2 separate regions of the Homo sapiens genome follow, and region 2 is linked to region 1. Evidence: chromatin loops called from intact Hi-C (ENCODE). Cell type or tissue: K562. All regions are shown on one strand. Each heading gives the region's core, and the rest is flanking DNA. Links, peaks and the distances in the headings are about the cores only.

Region 1 (8,340 bases), core at 107-8,106:
ATTTTGACTTCTACTTTCCATCCCAAATTAATGTGCAAAAGCTCCTAGATCTAAATGTAAGAGCTAAAACTTAAGCTGAAATAAAACAATTCCAGGAAAATATATAATATTTTCACAAACTTGAGGAAGGCAAAATTTTTTTCAGGCAGGACCCAGAAAACACTAGCTTTAAAAGAAAATAAATTATAATTTGGGCTTTCATAAAATGAAAATTATGTTCATCAAAAGTCATTGTTAAGAAATCAGTAGGTAAGTAACAGACTGGAATAAAAATTCTCTCCATCCATATATCTGACAAATGGTTTGTATCTAGAGTATAAACGTTTCTCCCACTCACTAATCAGAGGACAAACAACCTAATTAAAATGGGCAACAGAATTGAATAGGAAATTTCTCAGGGAACGATGGACAGATGGACAATAAGCACCTGAAAAAATGCTCAACATTTTAGCCATCAAAGATATAAGAATTATAACCATCACAAGATGTCACCAACACTTAATGGGCATGGGTATCATTAAGAAGACACAACAATAAGTGCTGTCACTGATGTGGAGCGAGGATGTGCAGCTCTCGCATACGCTGGTTAAAGTACAGTATGCTGGTTTTCCATAAAGTTAAATAACTATGAGTCTACCCCAAAAAACTGCAATTCTATTCCTGAATATTTACCCCATGGAAATGAAAACAGAAGTCCACAAAGAGATCTACAAGAATATTCACAGCAGCTCTAGTTATTATAACCCCAAACTGTAAACAACTACAAGGTCAATCAATGAGAAAATGAATCGATAATTTGTGATCTATTCATATAATGGAATATTATTAAGCAATTAAAATGAAGAAGTGACTGATCCTCTCAAATAGGATGGATGGAACTCAAAAATATATTAAGGAAAGGAGGCAGATACATAAGTGTACATTCTGTATGAGCCCATTTATATCAGGTTTGAGGAGAGGTAAAACTAATCTTTAGTGAAGGAAACCAATAGTATTTCCCTCTGGCAGTGGGAAGAGGGTAGCAGGAATTGAATGAGCAGTGACACAGGGTGTTTCTAGAGTAATGGAAGTGTTCTGTATCATATGGGAGTGTGGTTTACACAAGTATAGGTGATCATCAAAACTCACCAAACAACATTTAAGATCTGTGCATTTCACACTATGTAAAAGTATACCTCAACTGAAGAGAGTGGAAATCTGTTTCAAATGCTCAGCCTTTTAACACATCCAGTTGCTTAGACTATGAACTTCCTCAAATGGGGTGTCTGGGCTTGAGATTAGATCACATGTGTAGAGTCGCTAGAGAGACAATGTTGCATTCCCATGGTACATAATACATTTCCCGTTTTCTCAGACAGCCACAGGTCATGAATGTGAGGATTCTGAGAGGTTGGAGCAACATTCTTGGGAGGCATGAGGGGGAGCACATTCTCCAAGATCCCCCCCAGCCCGGGGTCCTCGCCTGCTTTGACTATTACTCCGTTGTTTTCGGACTCCTCCGTAGCTGCCCGACCTCTTCAGATCCCATAGTCTCCCTTTATATCTTGAGTCCCACTGTTCTTCCAACTCATCCCCCATTCCCTCAGACCTGGAGTGGCAGTGGCCAGCAGAGGATGGATTGAGAGCAGGAGAGGATGTCCTGCCCAGGAACCCATCCTAGAGAAATGGCATCCTGCCTGGGAGCTAGTTTCCCAGGGTGGCTTTGATACGTCTTGCAGAAACAAACCCACTTGACACACCTGATACGGTATTGACAGTAACACTATTTTTCGTGGTTGTTTTTCATAGTAAAAGTAGATCCCTTTAGTTACACTGTGAGTACTTAGAGTAAGGTGACTGGCCTGGGAATGATACCATCTTGGATGTCATTTTCTCCTTGGAGAAATGTATTTTAGTTCCAATGCACATTTCACAATACAGTCCTATAGAGAGAAATACAGAGAGCTAGACAGTTAGAGATATACTTTTATGTGCATAAAAATATAAAATATGCACTTTAAAATCTGTACCTGTTATTCCTGAGAAATGTATTTGGCAGAAGGTGGGAGGGGGATATTCTGATCCTTTTATTTACATGTTTATGTATGATCTGAGTTTTTATATGGAGCATATACTACTTTTGATTTTTTAAAGAAAAATTAAAATCTGTCTTTGAAATGTACACAGTTGTTTAGAAGTTGAGGACCATTTTTGTTTGTTACAACATTATTGTACCTATAATGGGAATATTTCAAAGCCACTTGTTAACACTTTGTTAGAACAAAATGTAGAGGGTGCTGGGTGCCCCTGAATATTCTCCCACCTCTTGTGACCTGTATTGTTTTGGAATTTCCAGTGGCCTGACAATGAACTACTGCAGGAATCCAGATGCCGATAAAGGCCCCTGGTGTTTTACCACAGACCCCAGCGTCAGGTGGGAGTACTGCAACCTGAAAAAATGCTCAGGAACAGAAGCGAGTGTTGTAGCACCTCCGCCTGTTGTCCTGCTTCCAGATGTAGAGACTCCTTCCGAAGAAGGTAAGAAATCTGTGGCTGGACATCTACACACTTGGACGCTGGGATGAAAAGCCATGGAAAATCTCACTGATGCAGAAACCTTCCATGCTACACGAGAAATCAAGTGTTTTTAGAGGGTCTGCCATGTGGAAGGAAGCCTCAGTGCACTCTCTCAAGGAGGCAGAGGTGTGACTTTTGGCACAACGTGAGTGGGCTGTGCCTTTAGGACAGGTGCAAACCCTCCAAGGTGCTCAACTTAACCACTCACCTTGTTCTAAAATGGGTTATCTCAGTATCCCAGTCCAAATTCGTATTCTATCATGCTGCCATATGTGTGATTCTTTCCAAGCCAGTAAGCATCTCCAGTAATTTCTTAAGGTAGGCAGCGTTCATTGCAGTCTTCAGCATTGCAGTTTCTGAGGAATGTGGCCCCTGATTCTGTCATCCTAGAGAAACCTGACATGACTGTATTGATTCCATATCATCCTGGGTCTCTGTGGCTCTTCATAATCATCCATTTTTTCCCTGTACAGACTGTATGTTTGGGAATGGGAAAGGATACCGAGGCAAGAGGGCGACCACTGTTACTGGGACGCCATGCCAGGACTGGGCTGCCCAGGAGCCCCATAGACACAGCATTTTCACTCCAGAGACAAATCCACGGGCGGGTCTGGAAAAAAATGTAAGCCACTTTGATTTGGACTCTTTGGCCTTTTGCTCACCAATCTTTGCAAACAGAATTGGTTCTGTGTTACAGAAAATCTGACCTGGACTGCTCTTTTTTGTAATGGGGGAGAGGGGACAGAAGAAAATATTGGAAAGGCATCAGGGGGCTAAGCTAGAATATAATTGGCCTTAGTATGGAAAGTACAAGCAGCACAGGCCAGGAAACCTCCACACATGTGAGGGTTCTCAGGCCTCTTCCCTTTAGTGACATTTCTTTAAAGTTTCCATTATTGGGGACTGTCTCTAGTTTCTAGTGTTTGTATGCTAGGTTCCAGTAATCAAAGATGCCCTTTATGAAATTTAAGTCAGATTTTTCGAGAAAAAATTTGGATGGGCCATCAGGTCACCATGGGACTTCCCTTAGCCTCATGCATTCTCTGCGATGGTTTACTTTGGGGCCTATGAATAGGGAAGACTGAGATATAGGAAAAACCAAAGTGTCTGTGTTCCCCCACTCTCACACCCATGCAGCATAACACTTCTCACACCAGATGTGGGGGGATTTCTCCTCACACCCCAAGCGAGTCTCCAGCAGATACCAGCTGGGTGTCCTACAATGTAACTCAGTGCTGACACTCTATCTGGAGACAGTGTCAGATCCCATAAGTTAAGGCTCAGTCCCACAAGACCGCCCCACTGCAGATGCCAATCCCAAGTTCCAGGCGGTGACCTGTACTTCTGCCCAACTGGACAAAAATCTGTTTTTCTACTTGATTACTTTGCTAGAGTGGCTCACAGAACTCAGGGGAACACGTTACTTTTATTTACCCATTTGTTATAAAAGATATTACAAAGGATCCTGGTGAACAGCCAGACAGAAGAGATGCACGGGGCAAGGCATGTGAGAAGGGGCTCAGAGTTTCCATGCCCTCTCCAGTGCACCAGCCCCCGGTACCCCAAGTGTTCAGCAACCCAGAAGCTCTCCAAGTGCAGTCTTGCTGGGTTTTTATGGAGGCTTCATTACAGAGGCACAGTTGAATACATCGTTGGCCATTGGAGACCAGCTCACCTTCAGCTCCTGTTCCCTCCCTGGAAGTTGGACGTGGGGGGCTGAACAGTTCCAACCCTGCAATCACATGGTTGGTTCCTTTGGCAACCAGCCCCATCCTGAGACTATCCAAGAACCCACCAAGAGTTGCTTCATTCAAACAAAAGATGCTCCCTTCACTCAGGAACCCCCAAGGGATTTAGGAGCTCCGTGTCAGGAACTGGGGGGCAGAGACCAAATATACGTTTCTTATTCTACCACAGTGTCATATGAAGGGGAGGACAACACTGCCTTTCTGTGTCTTGCCCCATAGAGGGCGCACAATGCATGGAAATAAATGTTTCTGAATCAACAGCAAACAGGCTTCATCGGGTAGGAGAGCGCTGAGCCCTCCAGGGACAATGCACATCAATGATGTCCCACTGTCCTTTGGTGCTGGGGCTCTAAGGCCTCCACTGGGTCAGGCTCCTGAAGGGAGACCCATTCTCCAAAGACCCCCGAGGGTCACCACTCCCTGTCCAGGGGTGTGGCCTCATAGCTCCTTTTGAACAGGGGCACAGGAAGGACGGCTTTAGAGCATTCAAAAAATAACTTTGCCAAAATAATAATAATAATAATAGAAAGGAAGAAGAGGCTGAGCATGGTGGCTCACACCTGTAATCCCTACACTTTGGGAGGCTGAGACAAGCAGATCACCTGAGGTCAGGAGTTCGAGACTAGCCTGGCCAAAATGGTGAAACCTCATCTCTACTGAAAATAGAAAAAAAAATTAGCCAGGTGTGGTGGCGTGCACCTGCAGTTGCAGCTACTCAGGAGGCTGAAGCAGGAGAATCGCTTGAACCCAGGAGATGGAGGTTGCAGTGAGCTGAGATCATGCCACTGCACTCCAGCCTGGGCGACAAGAGCAAAACTCCACCTCAGAAAAAAAAAAAAAAAAAAAAAAGAAGGAAGGAAAAAGAAACACTCCTTTATGTCTTCTAAGGATAGACATGAAATGCGTGAGCCTTGGAACACCTTCTCCCTCTCCTGCCCCACGTGAGCTGGAGCTTACATGCCTTCTTGTTTTCAGTACTGCCGTAACCCTGATGGTGATGTAGGTGGTCCCTGGTGCTACACGACAAATCCAAGAAAACTTTACGACTACTGTGATGTCCCTCAGTGTGGTAGGTTGCCTTCTTTTTGGTAAGGAAACTGCTTACTTAATATGGATTTGCAACAAAAAAGGAAAAGGGCTTCTGAGCAGACTGCTTCTGGGGAGGAGATAGCTGCCCTCTCCATCAGACCCCACTCTTCATCATGGGCATCTTGAATCTGCCCTACTATTGGCCACATTTGTTAGAGGAACACCTGCCCATCGCCCCAGGCACACATAAATAAAATAAATGTAAAATTCCCAAAGAGCAAGCTTAGAGGTAATCTAGTCAGCCCCAGGATGGTCCCACTGAATGCTGCCATGTCTAGCGTGGGATGCATGAAAAATTTAGAGTCATTCGGATGAAAAACTTTCCCTTTCCACAGCTGAGAAGTAAGAAAGAAAATACAAACAGCAGGAAACAGGTAAGCATGTAACGCACATTGTAAACCTCAGATGGCCATCCTAGGAATTCAATGAAAGGTAGTGCAGCTCTTTAGCCCCAGATGGCCTTTCTTATAAGTTTACTACTCACAAGTCACATTAGTGACATAGCTTAGAGACTGCTTGTTGGGTTCCATCCTCATTGCTCTGAGACTCTTGTTGGGAGTATGAGGCTTGGATCAGGGGAAGGGGAGTTGACATTAGTTCTTAAAGAATTGGAATAACAAATCCATGGGTATTTCTGAAAAAAAAAAAAAAAAAAAGAAAGGAAGCTACTTGGAATTGTCCCATATTTAACATTCTGCTGACCAATCAATTTGTCCTAGTTACAGAAAACCACCCTGGACTTCTCCTATGCATAATTTGGTTGCTTGTGGTTGGGTCTGCCATGTGGAGGGACCTTGAGCTGGGGGAAGGAGCTTGGCCTCCAAGTCCACTGAAGACCAGCATCCTGAGATTGCCTGGGAAGGTGGTACAGGGCAGTGATGAAGATCATGGGAGCCACACTGCCCAGCTTCGCATTTGGGCTTCTCCTAGGGACACCAAGAGGGAGGAAGGAGGGGTTAGGATGGTATGAAAGATTCTACTTGGCCAATATTATTGTAATGCGGCATTGTGATCTCTGGATTTAGCATGAGTTGATAGCTGACTTTTTCTGCAGAAGCATCTTGGTGGCACCTCTAACTCAAAGTCCCTCGATGGAGTCAGTTCCAGTTCTCCACTTCTGGCCCCATCTGGTACACACCACTGCCTCTCACTGCCCGGGCTCTCTATCCTTGACAGGCTGCCTTGAAGTTGAGCCCAGACTGATTTTCTTGCCTCAGACCCCACTACCGTGCCTGGGACTCATGCACCTTTGACTCCCATGGAAGGGAAGTGCAGTAGTTTCCCAGGTGCAATTCTGGTGTCCTCACCCACATTGAGGATGTACAAGAATCAGGTTCTTAGAGATTGGAGAAAGAAGGAAGAATGGGAACAAGATTTTTCCCAAAGGACTGTGAGGTCCCCCACCTAACCTTGATGTGAGACAAGTGAGGTTAACCCCAAGCCTGGTGAGAAGCGTTCCCATCAGACACTTGGAAATCCTGAGGACTGTTTCATGCAGAAGGATATGGTTTATTCAGGTTTGACTCGTGCTTGAGAAAGCTAGAGCCTCTGGTGGTGAATGATTTTAATAACTATTTCCTTTCCACCAACATATACAGTACAAATAATAATAAGCAAAAATAAATAGAAACATTCAGTTTTGTTTTGAATAGTAGGAGCAGGGTACCATCATTTCTGTAGTTACTCTTTTAGTACAACGATGCATGTCTACTGTATGTAAGGCATACTAGCAGAAATTGAGCTCAGCACTAGAGAAGATGATTGCATTCTATGCCTTGCTTCTTTTTTTAAAAAAAGGCTTCCATAGATAGATTCTCAGAACAGCCCATGGCAAATGTAAAGTTATTTGGAAAACCCAGGTTCCAGATTCACTAGAGCATAGAATCTCTGGTTGGTTGGGAAGGAATTTCCTCTTACAGTTGTTACTAATAATTGTATGAACAATTATTTAAAATATTAACATTTACATTTGTGAAGACCTTGAAGGGCTGGAGACAACAGAGAAGCATTTTTGAATACCCTCTGCAGCCCCTGCACTGTTGTAGGCATTGGTGGATGGTACCAAAGATGGGACACTGTCCCTACCTCCAGAGACCCTGTGGGCTGGCTACAGAGAGAAGGCAGGGAGGAGGAAAAGAAGAATAAAGTCATATGTTTAAGTCACCCCCACGGCCGTTGGTTAGTCATGGGAGGCTCCCCAGAGGAGCTGTCCTGAAGCTGGCTGACAGAAGGCAACATTTCAACTTAGGACAGTAATCCTTGCTACATACAATCACATACACACACACACACACGTGCACACACAGAGACTCACATGGAAAAATAAACCTTTGTGCCTTTCAGCAGTGATGACAATTATGGTTTTCAGTAAACTTTACATGGTTTAGATGGTGATGGTGATGATGATGATTATGGGAAGGATGGCATCATGTTCTAAACATACTGCATGGAGTCAGAATAACAATGACAAATAACCATTTGTCCCAATCAAGGTTTTCTCAGAAAATATCTCATTCTGATGCTAAACTATACCAGTCTGTTTGATCACTTCTCCAACAAAATAATTACAAAGTGCTTATATTTTCTTGAAAAGAGAGGGTCCTGTGTTGTCTACTACCACTTTTGAAACTTAGAGAAAATGTTCCAAAAGATGATGATTTTACTATTTAGTTCGGCCTTTAAGATGTCAAAAACTCAGTGCTTGGAATTTGTCTCGAATTACACCACAAAATTGCTACCTTGTCTCAAATGGGATTTCTTTCCCACCTTGTGCCACAGCGGCCCCTTCATTTGATTGTGGGAAGCCTCAAGTGGAGCCGAAGAAATGTCCTGGAAGGGTTGTAGGGGGGTGTGTGGCCCACCCACATTCCTGGCCCTGGCAAGTCAGTCTTAGAACAAGGTAAGAACAGGCCCAGAAACGATTTATACTGTCCCTCCACGTAAGCCC
Region 2 (8,340 bases), core at 323-8,322, 370 kb after region 1:
TCCCTCTGTTGTAAGCACATAACAAATAACAACCTGGTATGTAAGCTTCCATATTTTCTATAGATTCATATAGTCACACAAATGCATTCTCCCTGTACCTTTCTCTGTGCCCATTTCATCACACAGTCATATATAGGGTGGTTCGTTTACAATTGGAGAAATGTCTCCAAGTCAACAGGTATTGATCTCACTTGTTCTTTTCATTGGCCACACTGTGGCCGTCATGAATGTACTGTAATTCTTTCTACCATTTTTTGATGGGCTTTTGTTTGTTTTGGCTGTGAAAAGCATCTCTATAATCAGTGTTTACCAGTAGTGAAATTTGAACATCCATTTTGCTTATTAGCTATTTGAATTTTCTTTCCAATGAAGTGGAAAGTTTTGCAGTGTTACATATACCTACTATTAAAATAATTGTTTTGTTTCATGCAAAACATGTGCACATGGTTTTTTAAACAGAATGTCTTTATTTGTAGGAAAATTTTTACTAATTTTTGACTAGTTCCCAGTATCTTTGCTCAATTAAAGACTCACCAAATCTTTTGTTTTTTTTTAACCTTTGTTACTATTGAATTTCTTCCATTTGTTACTATTGAATTTCTTCCATTTGCCATTGTAATAGCTAGGATAATGAATCAGAGACACAAATTGCCTGAGGGTTTTTTGTTAACAATCCCTTAAGTTTTGTTTTGTAAGTTCTGTAAGGGAACTTCAGATCTCTCCATTTTTACTACTTCTGTCTCTCTTGTTTCCCCTTATTAATAGGAAACAAAATCATGAAGAAACAGGATTTCCATTTAGGATAAAACCTATTTGGGATAAAACATATATAAACTAAAATTATTAACATGAAGAGAAACTATGACATTAAAAAAATACTAAGGAGGGTTAAAACAGAGTGGTAAAAGTGAAGAAGAGAAAAGCATGTTACGGAGAGTAGGCAAAATATGACGCATGTCCACTAATACTGACATCTAGTTATTGGGAAAGTGGAATTATCAGCATATTTGTAATCACTAGGTAAGATCTCTAATTTTAAATTTTATCTAGTTTTAAATTTTTATTTTAAATTTTATTCATATTTACCTATTACCAGAATAAAAGAAAAAGAGAAGAAAACATGCTCTTGAAAAAAATGACTCAGTTAAATCTACCTGATCTGGTTTAAAGGAACTGAATAAAACTCCATGCACTCAGGACAATGACAGTGACCTCAAAGGCAGGACCTCTTGAAATGTCGCCAGTGACCACAATCTTTTTAACGTGTAGACAACATAAAGAACTCCTTTTTATTAGGGAGATACCACATTTTCATGTATCTCTAAAATGGGTTAAATCATTTGTTTAGCTTACATTATGTATGTTTTACTCCAGGATTTTTAAAAATGTTTTTTGATGGAGAAAACTGTTAATATATAATAGGGCTTTACTGACTTTTAAAAAGTGACATTTTCCATAATATTTGTATATGTAATATTATTTTTTACTTATATAAATGGACTTACCTTGGTCATTGGCCAGAATAAGTGACATTCTATTTTCCATTTGACTGTTTGGTTTGATGATTTTCTGTGGACCATATTAACAAGTTGCATTTGTTGCCATTTTTGCTGGCAGCCATTCATCGGAACAGCCCCCGTCCTATGAAGGTACCTCGATGCCATAGTGACCCTCCTAACCCACACCTCATTATCCCCACTCCAGAGGGATTCAGGTATTTGGTGCTTATCTAGTCATTTGCTTTACAGAGTGCCCTCCGATATGCATGCTCATACTTTTGAAACTACTAGATGCTTGCTCTGAGAGCTAAATACCTTTTCTGCATTGTTCGTACGTAAAAGCTCTTACTTGCATTATCTTGAAACCTTTAGTCGCAAAAGAAAAAGACATGCAAATTTAAAACAGACCTGTGCCTTTCAAGATAACTTCGTTTCTCAGCTTATTTATAACCTCAAGCTACTACATGCTTTCTGGCTGTGGAGTCATTTTTTCCTTTCCTGCCTTTGAAAAATAACCTTCAGAAAACAAATTTGAATATGGATAGTGTAGTCAACATTTGAAAACATACTAAATATCACTAAAAGTGGAGAAAAACTGGAATGAGCTTTCCAGATTCAATTTTTATCTGCATATGTAATTACAAAGCAACTTAAACACTAAGTGAATTCAGAAACTATAGTACATTCACGATAACTGCCTTGAATGTGGTGGCATTTCTGCATCTTGAGGTAGTGAGCACCTTCTCTCGCCTGTATAATCAGTTTTTAAAAGTTTAATTTTATTTGACAATATTTGCTAGATAAGGACCACAGTTTTTTGTTTTTTTTTTAAAGCTTTGAGGGGACCGGGGTGCGGTGACTCACGCCTGTAATTCCAGCACTTTAGGAGGACGAGGCGGGAGGATCACTTGAGCCCAGGAGAACAGCCTGGGCAACGTAGCAAAACATCATCTCTACAAAAAATACAACAAAGATAATAGCTGGGTATGGTGGCCGTGCCTGTAGTCCCAGCTACTCAGGAGGCTGAGGCAAGGAGGATCACTTGAGCCCAGGAGGTCAAGGCTGCAGTGAGCTATGATTGCGCCACTGCACTCCAGCCTGGACAACAGGGTGCGATGCTGTCTCAAAAAAAAGAAAAGCTTTGAAGTTAGGTTTTTTCTTTTTTACACCTAGACTCAAATCTCAAAGAACAATTTGCATTTTATATTTTTAAATATATTTCACCCCCTTGCCATATTTTATTTTTAATTGAAAACAATTTTCAAGTCCGTTCCCTCTTCTCACATGTGTTCCTGAAGCTTTTCTTCTTGTCTTAGCACTCGGAGCATGCCTTCCGACGCGCGGAGCCATGGCAGCCCTGCTGCTGCTGCTGCTGCTGCTGCTGCTGCTGTTGCTGCCAGTCGGCCCAGCCCCTCTGGTGGTGACTCTGTGCTGCCCAAATCCATCAGCAGTGCCCATGATACCAGGTAGTCTCACCCCACCAGTGTCCCGTACCCTCACCACCCCTTACATGCGCTTACACAGCAACCATAGTGTTAGGGTGTGTGCCGGCTGTGGTTGGGCTTCTTTGCTGTGGCGTGTGAGTGATGCTCTAGGGCCTTCCGCAGGTTGTCACGGCCCAGAGGCTCTGGCACTGACCAACACGAATGGATAACTGTCTGATGTCAGTATTTCTTTGGAGCTGATATTAGCCAAAATGACTAAAGACTTTGCGAAGAATAACTTGATGGAGTATCATAGGAAAGGACTGGTCCACAACAGAAGGGGACATGAGCATTTTGCCTCACAGAGAGAGCCTGGAGTCACAAGGTGGTTAAAAGATGGCATCTAGTTAATGATCTGATGTGGTAACATTTTATTTTTTGGGAAGATCAGTTTTCTAGCCAAATACTCTATTTTAAATAATTGTTGATTAGAAGTAGTTTATAGAAGTGGAAAAATGAGTTCATGGGGTTTGTATGTCATATGGAGAACAGATCAGTACTTGAGAGAACTCTCAGACAACTTGGCAAGCCCCAGAACAATTAAGTCTCGCATTGTCTTTTGTGTAAGTAAGGAGGGTCTTGTAGGTTTTCCCATTCTGGTTATATTTTGGCAGAGGATTTCATCATGTTCTCCTATCCTAAGTGGAGGAAGAGCTGTTGTTCTCTCTCAATTTCACACTTGTACCTAAGTAGGAGGAACGCTGTCAGTATTCCCATCTTCCAATGCAAGTCAAACCAAACTATGTAGATTGGGGGTATGTGATCTAAAAAGATCAACTTCTGATAGAACCCAGGGCTCTGTGTTCAGCCCCGAGGAGAAAATAGTAGAGTTAACAGGAAGATGATGCCTGGCTTTAGATTTTAAAACAGACTAAAATGTTTTTACACTTACTTTAGTAACAGTCTAAAATTTCTACAAATATTTGCAGTCATTTCACTCATTAAAATAATTAATACTTCTAAATTTTAGTGAGAAATGTCTATAACCTAAAAAGTACCAAAGCATTTTACAGCTTAAGCAGTCAACTAAAAAAATTAACAACATTGAACAAATTCCCATTTAGCTTCCTAGTTTTTACGTTTAGAGCTTTTCATGGCAAATATCTTCATATATGCTTTTATATCCCTGTGAGGGCTGCCAAAACTGTCTTCTTTATTCATACAGTACAGACTGAAGAGAAGTGATTTGGCCTAAAACACAGTCATAATTGAGGAGGGCATTGGCCACCCTGTGCCCCCTGCATCCCACACCTGCTGTGTCCATGTTCACATGAGACTGCTCCCGAACTGGACAATAGGGAGTGACCTCCCTCTTTTTAAAGGTTGATGCACTGTGTTTTAAGGCATTTGTAAGTTGGTGGTGTGGTACATTATGTGTATTTTAGTATAAGAGTTAAATACTACAGTTACCCTTTTCATGGAGTTTAGTCTTTGCAGAAGCAGTTTTTCAGCATTTCATCTTAAACGCTTATCAGTAGCATTTCATAAGTATTCATCTTAAGTTTGTACATACTTAGACAATCGTTGATGTTTAGAAATTTTAATAGTATCATAGCATGGTATCTTGAAGGACATTTTTTACTCAGGATTCCCGTTTACTTTATGACCGTCTGTGTGTGTGAGATGGTAGGTAGAGAAGAGCACAGCCACGTGAAGAGGTGTGGGGTGGTTACCAGACTCCCTCCTGCATTCAAGCCCTGCGTAAGCCTCAGTGCCTTCACAGTGAGCCTGGTTCATGGGCCCGTGAGTCACTGGTGGATTCGGCCCACTGCTCCCGAGGCAGACTTCACATACCCAAGGGCTTGTGTCTCAACACAGCTGTGGGTTTGTGAATGTGCCACGGGGAGGCAGAATGACACCAGTGTGTGCATCCCTGCCACAGCCATGGGGTGTAGCCCTTGCCCGTCTTACAGATACATCAAAGTTCAACTTCACTTGACCCTAGAGGTTTCAATAAGTATTTTTAATTGATTTTACTTGACCTAGGAAATATCTGTTCTGGGCTTAAGTTATCTTATCATCGTTTGTAAAAACACTTTGCAGTGGTGCTCTTGCTGAGGCTTGCTCCTGCTGGCTCTCAAGAGCTGATGGCGAATGTTTGAGAAATTTTGCAAGTTGTTATACCACAGAAATTGGCAAACTCTACAACCCACCTCCCCATCCCCGACATCCCCCACCAGAGCTAGTCGTTCAACATTCCCCAATATGCCACTTCATGAGTATATGTTCTTGCTTTTTACCCGTGCAAAAATCTCTTAAGGACATGGAATTGGCTAGTCTCACTTGTGGGAAATCGGAAAAATTAGAGGTGTTTAGTGACTTCTTGGTCTCACCAGTGGTCTTTGTTGCTGCTTAGGAGTGGAGTAGGCTTCCTCACTTCAACACCAGTGGTTTTCCCGTCAGATAGTGCCGAATTTTTTATGAACTATATGGCAGTAGAAATGTCCCCATCACTTCAGACTTAACAAGTGCTATACTAGATTTGAGGGCTTAGGGAAATACCAGAAAAAAATGCATATTTTATAATTTGTAAATGTCTGTGCAATAGATCATGTTGCCTTCAACCTATCAATGTATAATAAGAGCATAAATGCTACCATACTTCATTATACCATTCACTTAAAAATATATACTAAATGACTTTAATAAACTAATGCCATATTTATTTGAGGTTCTTTGATTATTCGAATTACAATTTTAACACATTCCCTATTTAGTTTTAATTTTTACTCTTTATGGGTTCATTCTGGTTGCTGAACATTTCACTTTATTCTGGAAAAGCACCTCATTAACTTTGTTCTTTAATATATTAAGCTTCCTGCTCTTTTGCACTTTTGCTTGGCTACTGCTTGAGAAACCTTTAGGTATTCCCTTCCATTTTCTTACTGAGAGATTTGGAATCTTTTGGACCATGAAATGATTTTAGTACTTTAAATGTAATTAAGTACATAAATATAATTTGATGGTAACTTTAAAGATCAGCAAGATTTGGTTAATAACAGTTTTATTCACCCTGGGCTTAAGTTATGGAGCTTTTCACATGTCAGTAACATTTCAATAGTGTTGTGTTTTTATTTCTGTTGTTAATATAAGACAAGGTTTTATGCAGGCAGGTGCTCTCAGGCTCGGGTGTTGGCTATGGAGAGATGAAAATGGAGCCCTCCTTCCAGACTCTAGAGCTCTAACAGACTCCAGAGGACGGTCTCCACAGCAGCGCTGTTCACTTAGGGGGCTGATTCTGGTGGGTCTGTCCTGTGCGTTTTCCGCTGCCCACTAGATGCCAGTAGCACCCTCCCAAAAGTGTCTAATACATTGCTGGAGGCAGAGTTGTTCCTGGCAGGCAGAGTTGCCCCCAGTTGAGAATTATTGCTCTAGAAAAATCTCGCAGATCTTTCATTTTAAGTTCTATTGAATTGATAGCTCAATTATTAAAAATATTAAAACAGGGGTTCCAGCGTTCCTGAAAATGATCGATTGGCTTCCATAGCTGCTGAATTGCAGTTTAGGTCCCTGAGTCGTCACTCAAGCCCCACGGAGGAGCGAGATGGTGAGTGTTTTAAGGTGTTAGCTGCATTCACAACCAGTCTAATCATTTGTCTCAGTTCACCAGTTTCTGTTGTTAATGCCTTTATGAGGATTCCTTGAAGATTCCTTTTTTTGGTCCTTTCTAAAGGAATGAAGAGTAAGAAGCACAGAGCTTTATGAGAAGACTTACTGCTGAGCACATTGGCCTTTTAATACAGATGCCTTTTTAGCCCTGTTAGCATTTTATAGGTCTACTTTTGTTGCTTTAAAAATATTATTATTCTAGATATTTTAACTGTTGAATACTTTTATTCATTTAAAAAATACAAAAGTGACACTGTGTTTGTTGATCGTATGTGAAAGTTTTATTTATAATGCAGCCCTCAGGAACCACATTGCTGCTTCCATTGGAGTAGGGCTGGGGCTCCTGAAGCTAACATCTTGAATGAAGTCCCTAAGGAATCCACTTTTTGCACAGTATTCTGTTGTCTGTTACTCGTGAAAAGATGAGTGTAGTTAAAATCCTGTAACCCCATTAACTTCTTAGTTGGTGCAATTTTTAGAATTGATTGCAAAGATAGTTTCTCACACCTACATCAAACACACTAAAAATTAATAACCAGAAAGGCAAACAGGTTGCTTTTAACCATTACCTTTCCTTTCAGTTGTTCTCAAATAAGCATATTTATTTCATAAATCTTAATTTGTATAAAAATAACTTCCTGCAGAACCAGCATATCCAAGAGGAGATTCAAGTGGGTCCACAAGAAGAAGTTGGGAACTTCGGACACTAATCAGCCAGAGTAAAGGTGAGAGAAAGAGTGTTGAAGTTAAAAAAAAAAAAAAAAAAAAAACACGATTACACATAAGGGGAGCAGTTTCAGGTAAAACTTGATTTAGCTTCTGAATTATTAGGCCTCCTCCATTACTATTTTGTGATCTCACAGCTCTGACATCACTTTCTATCATGTACTGTGTTTGTGTACATTTCCTATTTCTAGTAACAAACTACATGCTCCTTTGGGTCTATAATATGTTTTACTCATCTTTATATTCTTAAAGCAACTTAGCATAATTTTTTGTCCATGGTAGGAGTATAATAAACATTTGTGAAATAACCATTCATAAATTAGACATTGAGGGAAAGAACTTACGAAGCATGTGATTAATATTATCAAAAGAACAAATAGCAGAAAAATCATTGGTCTAGTATTTAATGATCTATAAAATGCTTTCATGTCTTTTTTTGCTCAACAATATTGAGCAGTAGGCAAAATAGATGTTCTCTTTTTATAAATGATAGTTTCTAAGCAGCCCAATAATTTGGCCAAGGTAGTAAATGAGAGGGTGAGGACCAGAAGGCACTTGTCTCAAGTCTAGCGCACTCCATGGCAGCTTCCCTTTGAACTTTGTGTGACTGACCAGAAGAGTATTTGTCTTCCAAGGCCTAGAGATGTCTGGAAGGATTTTGTGGAGGGAGGAGACTGGGCTGGCCCTTTGAAGGGATGGCAGGTCTGCAGCAAGCCAGGAGGCAAGGAATAGAAGGAAGTGTGCACCCAGAGGCCTCGTGACTACAGGGGAGAGCCACTGGGCGCAGATGCCAATGCAGGAGAAACTGGAGAGTGAGGGGAGATCAGATCATGGACAGCCATCAGTGACTGCCTAAGTAATGAAGGCTTTGCCCAGAGGTGGTGGGCAGCCCCAGAGGCTCTTGAGCAGCTGGTGTGTTTGGGATGTGGGAGGCTGGGGATGAGTAAGACGCTGAGATAGTATAGTCTGCTAGCCAGAATTGAGGAGAAAGTGGGCAGATTGGTTAAAATGCCATTGCAGAA

The links. Hi-C counts contacts between places; a loop is a spot of excess contacts. Peaks named below come from ENCODE experiments on the same cell type or tissue, not always from the same donor. Only the 100,000 strongest peaks of a DNase experiment are listed, where the experiment ranks them.
Region 2: it touches region 1 in a loop (2.6-fold over the local background); 3 of 110 quality-filtered maps call a loop at or near these places.

Annotation. Positions count from the first base shown.
Region 1 is chr6:160,728,716-160,737,055 of GRCh38, forward strand. PLG (plasminogen) reads left to right here. Exons shown (of 19, transcript NM_000301.5): 11 at 2,336-2,517; 12 at 3,030-3,178; 13 at 5,280-5,373; 14 at 8,172-8,292. Among named protein-coding and RNA genes, the nearest start is that of PLG, 31 kb to the left of the region's middle. RefSeq lists a silencer at 4,474-4,553. In K562, for the core only: CTCF peaks have their summits at 2,409 and 4,516; DNase peaks (open chromatin) are centred at 2,416 and 4,546.
Region 2 is chr6:161,095,463-161,103,802 of GRCh38, forward strand. MAP3K4 (mitogen-activated protein kinase kinase kinase 4) reads left to right here. Exons shown (of 27, transcript NM_005922.4): 16 at 1,618-1,714; 17 at 2,816-2,965; 18 at 6,430-6,530; 19 at 7,237-7,317. Among named protein-coding and RNA genes, the nearest start is that of AGPAT4-IT1, 62 kb to the right of the region's middle. In K562, for the core only: CTCF peaks have their summits at 4,831 and 6,249 (motif pointing right); no DNase peak of the experiment used is centred there.